2 separate regions of the Mus musculus genome follow, and region 2 is linked to region 1. The links are chromatin contacts, found by Hi-C or POLR2A ChIA-PET in ENCODE. All regions are on one chromosome and are shown on one strand. Each heading gives the region's core, a stretch centred on a gene start or an enhancer-like site at or near the end of the contact. The rest is flanking DNA. Distances are from core to core; before and after follow the strand shown.

Region 1 (6,080 bases), core at 2,935-5,434:
CCCACCCTTCTATCTGGATGTTGTAACCAGAAGGTTCACCTCAAATAAGGGATCTGTAAGCAGGAGCCTGGGAAGCATTTGGCTGTGGGACAGGGCCATTGGTGGTAAGCTGTCATTTATAACAGAGCTCAGTGTCAGCCTGCGGCTCCCTCCCTGAAAGAGGTCTTGCCGCTCTCTGGCACCAGGGTCACCTTTCACAATAAATCATTTACACAAAAAAATACTATTGATGCCCTGTGACCAAAGATGCCTGGAAGTGAGCTTCCTTTTGGTACATTCTGGCAAATTAATAAAGAAGAGTGTCTAATGGCACTCAACACAAACAGAAAAGTAAGATATCTTTTGAAACGTTCAACATATAAAAGTGATATAATCTCAAGGCCTATTCATGTGCAGTGCATTCAGTGCCTATTGGCATATGACTAAAAGCAGTAGTTATAGCCCACGAAACACTTTTTAAGGGGTTCTAGTTAATTAGCTGAGATGAAGAGACACAATACAAACTTCTAAGTTTTTAAATTTCTCTTCAGGCAAGATGGACATCATGTCACATCCTGTACCCTCAGCACTGAGGCAGAGGCAGGAGATCAGATGGGCATTCGTGGTCACCTTCAGCTAGTAGCAAGTTTGAAGCCAGCCTAGGATATGTGAAACCCAATCTCAAAAAAGAAAGCTTCTCTGGAGTCTTAATTTTTATGTATTCTCTCAAAATACATAACCAACTTGTATATATGCCACTGGACAATGCACTGGCTGTTTATTACATACAGTTTTACAGTCTGCTATTTGATTTTTTTTAACTGAAAGTATTAATTCCTGTCACTAAACTAGGAATCATGTTTACCCAGCAGGGTATGCTAGAGAGTTAGTTGATATAATACATGTAAAGTAGCCCTTTCCTGCAATAAGTTCTTGGTAATTGACACTTGGTGGTGTTCTCTATGTCTTTTTAGGTAACAACACTTTTTTTAAATAGATTTTAATGGAAATAGAATTATGTCACTCCCCCATTTTCCCTCCAATCCCTCCCATACACCCCCTACTCTCCAGCTATTATTATATTCACATACAATATATATGTGTGCTTATATCTATTTGTATGTATATGTATATATATTATAAATACACCCTACTGAATCTGGGGTGGTGGTGGTGGTTGTGGTGGTGGTGGTGGTGGTCGTTGTTGTTGTTATTTACATGCATATGGTTCCAAGGCTGACCACTCCACATTGGACTGCCGATAAGGGGTCCTTCCCTGGGAGAGGCTAACAATTCTCCTTCTCCCAGCAACCATTAGTTGCCAGTGTTTTTTTGTTTGGTGAGTAGGATCCTGTGAAACTTTCTCCTTTCCAGATTAATATGACTATGGATACTTCTGGTTTTCTGGTCTTCTTTATGCATCCATTCCCAGGAGAAACTGTTTCAGTGCTGGCTTCTTGGTATTCTGACTCTTAAAACATTTCCATCCTTCTTCCTCCATGTTCCTGAGCCACTGATTCGGGAGCTGTGGTGTAGCTGTGGCACTTGGCTCCCCATGCTCCATTGATCTTTGCCTTGCGCCCAGTTGTTTTCTGTGATACTCTTCATCTGCTGTGAAGAGAGACCTCTTTGAGGGGTGGCAGTTACATTTATCTGTGGGTATAGGATAAGATTCAGATTGTAGTAAGAAATCATTCCGGTCTAGCGAAGTGGAGGTAATAGACTCTTTTCTAAGGTCCATGATCTCACTAGCTCTGTGGCTTCTCTGCCTCCACCCTCCAAGGCTGCCTCACCCACCCTACATTTAAGTAGGTTTTGAACATCTCAACTCCGATTCTTGTGCTTATTCGGCAAGCATTCTAACTGCTGAGCCACCTCCCCTACCCTACCCTACCCTCCCCCCTAAAATCATAATTCATGATTTTCATCTCATTTCTCTAAGCTAGATTATCTGGGCTCAGTGTCAGCGCTGCAGATTGAGAAAGAAATTCATGGAAACACTACCACTGGTAAACAAACATAAACAAAAAATGTTCACATCTGCTAACAAAACTCTGTTAATATATTCAGAAATGACTATGTTTTGTTGATAGTTGTATTGTCAGGATCCAAACAAAATTCAGTAATGAGTTTTGAACATTAGGTAAATGTTCTCTGAAGAGATTTTTTTAAATGGCCATAATGTCAGACCTTCGGTTAGCTATGTAATCTCTCAGAGTCTCAGTGTGTCTCCATCAATATAAGGAGAGTGTGCAAGAGGAGTTGGTGGCAGGGGCGGTGGCAGCTGGTTGGTGGCAGGGGCGGTGGCAGCTGGTAAGCCTTATTTCTTTAGGCAGATGACAGGGAATATACCTGTTCCTGTGCATGTCATTTTCCAGATTGTAGCGGCTCTAAAGTTATCTGGTGACCTTTGTAAACAGCATAGCAGAGCACCATGGGTGAATTAAACCTAGAGAGATTTGGTCCAGGGAAAGGAGCAAAACACCAGTATTAAATCTTCCTTGCAAAATTAGTCATAATGAAACCAAGGAAGTTGGGGGAAGGGAAAGGGTGCTGTGAGATTAACAGAGAATGAGAGGTTTTGGAGCGAGTGGGAATGTCTTGCATTTGCCACCTTCCTGGCAGGGTTGCTTCCGCCAGGCAGACTTTTCTGCCCTTCCACGGTGCTAACTGCTTTGTTCGTGTGGTTTATTAATTTTATAGTACTCTGGTCTGTGCCACAGCATGGTCAGAAGCTGAGACAACGGGTTTTTACAGATGAGCAGAGGTTAAGTACCCACTTGCTCTCCTTGCTGTGTTAATCAGTTACAGAGCCAGTGTTAGGAGCCCGGGTCATCTAGTCTCTTGGCTTCTGTGGCTTTCCCGTTACATGATTCAGTATCCTAGAGCCTCAGCAGTGGACACAGTCCTGTCCCCCTCGAGAGACAGCACTTCCGCCTGGCAAAGCTAGATTCAATCCCCAGGGGGTGGGTGGGGGAGCAATAAATCATGCACCAAAAATAACACCTTCACTGCTAAATTCCACTTAGTAGGTGATTTCCCAAGGATGAGCCAGTGCAGTGAATCATCGCCCTGAGAGCTGATTCGAACAGTAGTTCTGTTTTATTTACTACCTCGTGGTTTTTAACCTTTAGAGCCTTCCTGGGAGGGTCAGAGTCTCCTCACCATGAATATAAAACAGACTCTGCTTATAAGCCTTCAAGGGTCCCTTTTCCTTTTGTTTTGTTTTTTGTTTTTTTTTTCCTCCTTTCCACTTAAAACATCCCATGATCAGGAGGACCCAGGCAGAACAACAGCTAACTTTCTGAGGTGTTGATTGTGCAGGAGCAAACCTGGCACCCTGCAGATGCTATAAACTGGCATCCATGGCCTCCCTGGGCTTCCTGGGCACAGACTCACGTGCACAAACACTCTCACACTCAAAATGACACTTTTTTAAAAATTTAAAACGTTGGGGTTGGGAGCTCCCCCAGTCAAGAAGGTTAGGCAAGCATGAGAATTGTTAGGCAAGCATGAGAATTTAATCTTGGCTCCCTAGCACCCACACAGAAACTGGATCTGGTACCTTACTCCTGAAATCCTGGTACTGGAGACGTGGGTCCCAGAGGATTCCCTGAGCTTTTTAGATGAGTTTTATAAGTGAGGGACCCAGTCTCAAAAGACAAAGCCGAGAGCCATTAAGTGTAAGGGAGCCTCAGCGCAGTTCTGTTCAGATGGCACGAAAGAGTGGAAGAAATTCAGATCCCCTTTCCATTCACATATTACCTGGTTTGAAGGCAGTTTAAGAAAATGACACACTCCGCTATAAATACCTCAGGACAGTTTGTCCACATTGACACTTCCATTTCCTAAAATGAAAACCTCACTGGCCCACAGGGATGAGGGGAAGTGTGGGGGGAAGGGGGAGGCTGGCTTTGTTCACCAGGGTTATTTCAACAAGCACATCCGAACGCTAGGAACTTCCTCTGATGACTCAAGACAGTTGTCAAACACCAGCGTTCCTCTGTTTGACCCCTGCTGAAGTAAGATCTGGGGAAGCATGGTACAGAGTCTGAATCATGTAGCTGGTGTTTTGTCTGTATCTGAATTTACATCTGTCACATACCCAGTGTGTCCACCCATGAAAAACTACATTCTTCAGCTATCACTGAAGGGGAGGGGGGAAAGCATTCAAATGGGCCTGTTTCATCTAGACAGTCTGAAAGTTCTAAGGAATGCCATGGGCTTTGCTTCCTGAACGGAATTGTTGAGTTATCACCCAGTGTTGGGCCTCCATCCAGACTGAGTGAGATACAGGGAATACTGTGTTCACGCAGGATACCAGCTGGCTTCACACTGGCAGAGGAGAAGGGGAACACGTTCGTCACCATACAGTACAGATCCTACGGGGTGCCAGAGAGTGTGGGCCTGATAATCGCTGGGAACATGGCCTTGACTCCTGTCTTCACAGAGGCTGCCGCAGCACTTGGCCACTCCTTTGTTATGACTGTAACCACCTTCTTGTCACTATTCTTCAAGCCAAACATATCTCCAGGGTTGAAGTCTCACTCGGGCTACAGTACAGTTTGAGAAGGACAGTCACCATATCCACCCATCATTAAAGATACAAATCTAGTCTGCAAGTTTCCTGAAGACGTAAGCTGGGTCAGAGAGGTGGCTCAGTGGGAAGAGCACTGTTTGTTCTTACAGAGGACCCAACACCTATGTGGCAGCTTCTAATTGTCTGTGACTGCAGTTCCAGGGGATCCAACACCGTCACACAGACTTACTTTGTATGCAAAACACCAAGGCACATGAAATTTTTAAAAACTGAAAAGAAAGAAAAGAAAACTTAAGCTGGCTCTTGGGTCAGTTCATTTTGACCTGTTAGGACTCACGCTGTGTTTTATTGGTTGGGCACAGTACTAATTTTGCAGTTCTCAGAAACAAATAAACAACATCCCTGACTCTCAAGGGCTTGCAGGAATTTTTATACTAAGTATACATTTTTATACTAAGCAGATTCAAAGTTTAAGAGAGAAAATGAAAAAAAAATCAGTCTGACGCTGTATAGACTATTTATAGCAAATGCTTTAGCTGTGTTTGCTCCGACTTTCACATCACTTGTAGGACTCTGGCTGACGCCGGTGCTTCCTTGCTGAGGAAAGCTTTTTAAAGTTAATTCATTGGGTTTATTTTCTGTGGGTATGAACGTGTGCGTGGGCTTGCATGTGTGTGGCAATCAGCAGACCATATCTCTCCTCCTACCATATGGGTCTCGATCATCAGGCTTAGTGGCACGTGCCTTTATCATTGAACCATCTCTCCTGTTTCATAAAGTATACTTAAAAATAATTAATAATAATACTAAGCCACTCCGACTATCAAACTCCTTCACTTCAGAAATGTCTAGTGATTATTTTCACAATGGTTAAGGCTTCCATTCTGAGAAAGTGTCACTTGCCACTACTTGGTCACAATGCAGTTTTTGCACAAGGATGACTTGTGTCTTGAGTAAGTGGTGGTCATGCCCACAGCTGAATTCCTGAGGCATGCTGTGGCAAAAACAAAAACAAACAAATGGAAAAGTGCTATGTTAGAGAATGAGCCCCCTGAATTCAAAGATCATGAAAAAGAAGTGACTTGTGACTTTTATTTAGTTGTATGTGTGCATGTGCACGTCTCCATGGCATGTTTACATGGGTCAGAGGACAACTTTGGGGGCTTGACTCTCTCCTTCCAGCACGTAGGACCTAGGGGTCAAACTTGGGTTGTCAGACTCAGCAGCAAGCCACTAAGCCATCTCTCCAGACCAAGAGGTGGTTTCCAAAGCTCTTATCTCCATCCCCATAATGTCACTTTCACTTACTGGCTTAGCATGTCTTCATCGAGGGGATGAATACACTTGTGTATTCCTCTGAAGTCAGGTGCAAGGAGAAAATGTCTTTTGCATGCCTAGGTGCAGCCAGTGGTCCTTGCTCAGTTAGACTCAGTTCTAGGCGTCTGTGCACAGAGAGTCCTTGAGAATCACTTCCATGACGTTTTCTCTCAATGGTCACTTAGTCTGTCTATCTATGTATATGGATAGTTGTCTCCGTAGATAGACTCATTTGAGGGTTTAA
Region 2 (5,384 bases), core at 354-2,853, 93 kb after region 1:
GATGTGAGGCCTGGTGAAAAACAAACTGGAAGGCGAGGTGGAGTGGTGCATACCTTTAAACCCAGCACTCGAGAGTCAGAGGCAAAGGCAAAGGGATCTTTGAGTTCAAGGCCAGCCTGGTCTACAGAACTAATTCTAGCACAGCTAAGGCTATCCAAATAAACCCTGTCCCCTCCCCTCCTCCCCCCAATCAGGAAGACTGAGAGCAAGAAGTGCTTCTGTGCTTTGGGTACATTTGGGAAACAGTTGGGGCCAAAATGACAGCAACAGGAATAAGATTTTAACAGGAGTTCTGCTTAACTTGTACATACCTTGCACTCTGTAATTTCACAAATTTAATGAGATAAACTTCTGTAAAATCTTCCGCTGGGTATTCATCTAGAGCGTTATACTGTTCAATCGCACCATACAGAGCAAAACGCTCAACTAATTCCTTCATGGCTCCCACTGCAGGAACTCCTTGTATTAGTAAGTACTGAGACTCCAAATTGATTGTATATACCTAAAGTCAAAGGAGACCTCGTTAAATGTACTCTTCAAACAAGCCTATGGCAAATCGGTCCTCCCACCCCCTTTTAAATGGAGCTTTGAAAACAAGAAACAATCCGGTCTGCAAAACATACACACTAAACTGTCACTCTTCTGCCTAAAGACTACCACACTCCACATAAGGGTATCTGACTAAACCACTTAACAGACGTCTTTTCCAAAAGCTGACTCCAGAGAGGTTAATGTAAACAGCCACTGAACACTCACTCACCCTGGGCTTGCCCTGTGAGAAGCGCTATTGTAAACACATAGGATACAAAGCTAAAAATAGTGGGTTGGAGGTTTGGTAAGCAGCTAACCGAGGGTAGTGATAACCTTTGGTACCGGGGCCCGGGTTCTTCGTGCCCCCTCCACTTAGAGATGGATCTCACAACATCCCTGCCATGCCTTTATGGAGGCAGGCCTTGGGGAGCTAGTGCTCACAGGAATTTAGTGTCCCTGCCGAGGGGAGAGAAGAATCCGAGTCACTCTACCTTGACCGCGCGAGGGCGTCGGCCCTCCCGGTATTTGGCCCGCGAGTCACACACAGCCGTCTGGACGTGGTGATCGAATACGCCACCAGGTTTCCCGTCACTGGATGCCATCTTGCCGGCTCTAGTCCCCCGCGCCAGAACAACATCCGCCAGCCGCGCTCCTCTGAGTCCAATAAGAGAGCAGGATGGACCAGGCGTGCTAGGATTGGCTGAAGGATCGACCCCATCGACGATCATCTCCTGAGAGCGAGAATTCGACGAGCGACGTGCCGCCCCCTAGAGCTTCGGAGGTGGCCCGAGGGTGACAGCGGCCGGGCGTGGGAAGAGGGGGGCGGGCCTGATCGATGTTCTCGGGTTCCGACGCTCTCACCTGACGAGAAGCCGGTGGACTCCGCTCTCCGGTGAGAGTTGAACCTTGGGACAATGTGGAGCAGCGATCGCTTAGCGGGTGCGGGGTCTGGTGGGGCGGTCGTGACGGTGGCCTTCACGAATGCTCGGGACTGCTTCCTGCATCTGCCGCGGCGCCTCGTGGCCCAGCTTCACCTGCTGCAGGTAACGCGCTGGCGGGACGCGGACACCACTGACGTCTCGTGGGACTAGGGTCAGCTGACACCTTTTCCTGCAGGGACATCGTCTGCCACCGACCCCGAGCTGAGGCGTGAGCGAGGGCCCCCTGCGGGCATGGCGTGGAGTGGCAGCGTGTGCATCCACACCACGGCTAGTGTATCCTCAGACCCTACCGTGGAATTCCTAGTGCACCCCTTTAACTCGGTTAAAGCAAGCTGAGCATGCAAGGGTTCTGCCCCAGCAGTCAGAAGCGGCCCTCACTCAAGGATGGAAAGTTCTAGAGAGCTCTTACAGGTTTGCTTACAGGTTGCTAAAGCATTATCCTGCCAACGAGTTGCCGGTGCAGCGATAGAGGTGTTGAGTGGCAGACTTGGTTTGTAGATTACCAAGGTTTCCAACCTGTGCGAAAGGTTAATAAAAGGATAGATAGCTCTCCCTGCTCCGGAGGACTTCGAACATAGCAAGAATATGTGCGGCGAGGGAGGTGGGGCGGGGTGACAAGGTGATGGAATTATTCACACCCCACACTTTCACCTCGGTAGCTAGGATTACTTGGACCTCAGCGAGCTGTCTGGATTCTGTCATTATGGTGTTTCAAGGCTATTAACCATCGGTGGAAATACAGCATCCATATTTTCCTAAGAGTGAGCAGAAATAGACTCTCTTAGTTTGAGTGTATTCATGGGGTTAGAGTATTTGAAATCTAAAATCCTAGATGCATGGTACCTGAACACTGGGTCATAAAAAAAATATACAAGAGTTTGAAATGACTTCAAGTATTCTACCTTTATTTCCTCTTTGCTACATTTATCTTGCTTTTACAGTCCACCTATCAGAACACACCAATTTCATCAGAACCATTCTTACTGTTAGTTTATCTCCACCAAATATTCTCTAACTCTCTGGTTTGCTTTCTGGTGACTGAAAGGAATCATTCACTGTTACCAAATCCCAGCTTGGATCATTATTCCCTGTCATTTCTGATGGGGATTTTTCAGTGTATTTTCAAATCTCAAATTAAGCTTACCACCCCATGAGTTTAGAAAAATGCTTCCTTATGGTCGCTAAGAATTTGAACCTGACATGTTGTTGCTTCCTTGGATTCATCACTGTTTAGGAATTACATAGTCTTGGTCTTTATTATTATTTTTATTATTATTTGAGAAGTGAAGAAGTAAAATACTAAGCATTTGGATTAAGTCTTGCATGCTTATATCTAATCTTTATTGTTTATAGAAAGGTGGAGCTAGATACACATGAGGTTTCCTGTCCTGGTTTTTTGTTTTGTTTTGTTTTGTTTTGTTTGTTTTTTTCGAGACAGGGTTTTTCTGTGTAGCCCTGTCTGTCCTGGAACTCACTTTGTAGACCAGGCTGGCCTCGAACTCAGAAATCCGCCTGCCTCTGCCTCCCGAGTGCTGGGATTAAAGGCGTGCGCCACCACGCCCAGCTTCCTGTCCTGGTTTTGTGTAGTATTAATATGACTTTTGTTGAGAGGTCATTGCTTTTAGCAATTACTTGGTATGATACCATAAACTGACCATAACTTATATAACTGCTCACCATGATTAACTTTTGAACTCAACTTTTAGAAATTTAAAGTGACAGCTATGTTTTGCTGAAACTGTAAAGTGTTGTTGCTTATGGATCATTTTCATTTTTGGTTATTTAGAATTCCCAAAATAATTGTCTTAGTCAGGGTTTCTACTGCTGCGATGAAACACTGTGACCCAAAGTATGCTGGGGAGGAAAAGGTTTATTTGACTTACACGTCACATTGTAGTCCATCATTAAAGGAAACCAGGATAAGAAGTCAGGCAGGACAGGAAACTGGAGGCAGGAGTGTGTGCAGAGGTCATGGAGGGCTGCTGCTTACTGGCTTGTTCCTAATGGCTTGCTCAGCCTGCTTTCTTATAGAACCCAGGGCTACTAGGGGTGTTACCACCCACCATTGGCTGGCCCTACCCCATCAGTCACCAATTAAGAAAATGCCGTACATGCTTGCCTGCCGCTGCATCTTATGGAGATATTTTCTTAGTTGACATTCCCTCCTCTCAGATAGCTTAGTTTGAAACACATTAACAAGAAACTATCCTCCTGGTAGTGGTGGCTCACACCTTTAATCCCAGCACTCAGGAGGCAGAGGCAGGTGGATTTCTGAGTTCGAGGCCAGCCTGGTCTACAAAGTGAGTTCCAGGACAGCCAGGGCTACAGAGAAACCCTGTCTCGAAAAACAAAACAAAATAAAACAAAAACCCAAGAAACTATCCAAGACAAATTGGCCCAGAAGCATAGATAAGTATGAAAGCAGAAAGGTTCGTGTGTTGGGAATCATCTCATTTGACCTGAAGTCCTAAATATGTAACAGGGATACGAAGTTAGTGGGAGGAAGAGTTACAACAGTGACCTTTATCTGATTTACCTCAGGGTTTTCAGAATCCAAATAGTCTGGTTGTTCCGCAAACTTACTGAACCAGAATCTATGAGGAATCAACTTTTAAAAGACGTAATAAATCTTCAGGTAACTTACATGCACAGAGTTGAGAGCCGAGGCTATAGAACATGAAAGGTTAACAGTGAAAGGACCTGAGTTATCTAGGTTATTTAGAATTGTCTGAGGCAGAGTTCATTTTCAGGAAGCTAACGTGTGCTCTTGTCTGCCCTGTGTCAGCTCCACTAGCCTGCCACTGTTTCTCACCTGACTCTGCTCCTTTGCTGGTTCTATGCCCACTCTCACCAAAGTCTCCTTCCTTTCATATAAACCCAGGTCTTTAACAATGGTATAGTCCTTCTCCCCCACAACTCTGTGGTTGCCCATGGCTGTGTATGTTTCATTTGTTACATACTATCTTGTTTCAAACATGTCTTCCTTTGTTCATTCAAGTCCTTATTTAAGGACTGGGTGTACCAAGTAGATATTTAACTTAGAAGTTCTCAGTCATACTGGTCAACCCCTTACTTCTTGGTCGGTTTTCTATTATTGTAGGGTCTGATTATATAGCCCTGGCTGGCTTGGAACTCTTTATGTTGATCAGGCTGGCTTTAAACTCACAGAGGCCCACCAGCTTCCACCTCCTGAGCATTGGGATTAAAGATGTGAGCCACCATGCCTGGTTTGTAAGATACTTAAGGCCATCATGACCCCTGTTGACTAGTCATGGGTGGTGTCTCCCATTGTTAACACCTCAACCCATGTCCTTGAGGGACACAGCCACTCTCAGGTAAGAACCGCTGCTCAGTCACCCTCTGTATATTTTAAGCTCAGCATATGCTGTGATTGCAACAGAGAAGGGATTCCTACTGACACCAAGTGCAGAAAATGGATCTACACCTCACCCAGAAGGTGATGACAAGTGTGCAGACTTGTCGTTTCCTTGTGTTAGCAAGAGATAGCCCAGGCCTTAGACCTAGGCACACCTGAGGCGTTTGAATGTATAGATTCACCTGATTGTTTCTTCTGTGGTGATGTTGATAACACAGTGTGGGCCAACGTCAACAATCAGTGCACTTCTTGATTAGGTTCCTAAGGGGTTCTGTTCTATGACTTCCATCTATCGGAAGGCTTCTGTGGTTCTAATGGAAACCAAGGTACAAATCAGCTTAGAACATTAGTTTGCCAAACCTCACTGAGTGCAGCTCATGACACTGCAGCTAGTAACTACATTTTGACCAAAACCAAATGACTGAAATGTTTTTCTTGTCTGATAAAGTTGTTTTTTTTTCTTTTGCTTTCCCAGTAGCCTAGTAGATAGATATTTTAGACATTTCATGATGTACTTTATATTTCTTTCTTTAATG

The links. A loop is a pair of places that touch in the nucleus more often than their neighbours do. ChIA-PET counts read pairs that join two places held with the same protein, here RNA polymerase II (POLR2A).
Region 2: a map of v-Abl transformed pro-B cells shows a loop between it and region 1 (2.7-fold over the local background). The contact joins the promoter of Rbm48 here to the enhancer-like site in region 1. A Hi-C loop is called at or near these places in 1 of 37 maps with a recorded cell type or tissue (v-Abl transformed pro-B cells). POLR2A ChIA-PET finds 5 or more read pairs at or near these places in 1 of 5 experiments (Patski).

What each region holds. Positions count from the first base shown.
Region 1 is chr5:3,498,872-3,504,951 of GRCm38, forward strand. All of the region lies in intron 5 of Cdk6 (cyclin-dependent kinase 6), which reads left to right. Among named protein-coding and RNA genes, the nearest start is that of Fam133b, 42 kb to the right of the region's middle. Within about 2 kb of position 4,185, at least 1 of the 3 ENCODE cell types and tissues checked has a DNase peak (open chromatin) inside an H3K27ac peak, as active enhancers do.
Region 2 is chr5:3,594,944-3,600,327 of GRCm38, forward strand. Rbm48 (RNA binding motif protein 48) reads right to left here and starts at 1,604. Exons shown (of 5, transcript NM_172991.4): 1 at 1,023-1,604; 2 at 312-502. The coding sequence starts at 1,259. Pex1 (peroxisomal biogenesis factor 1) reads left to right here and starts at 1,123. Exons shown (of 24, transcript NM_001293806.1): 1 at 1,123-1,574. The coding sequence starts at 1,446.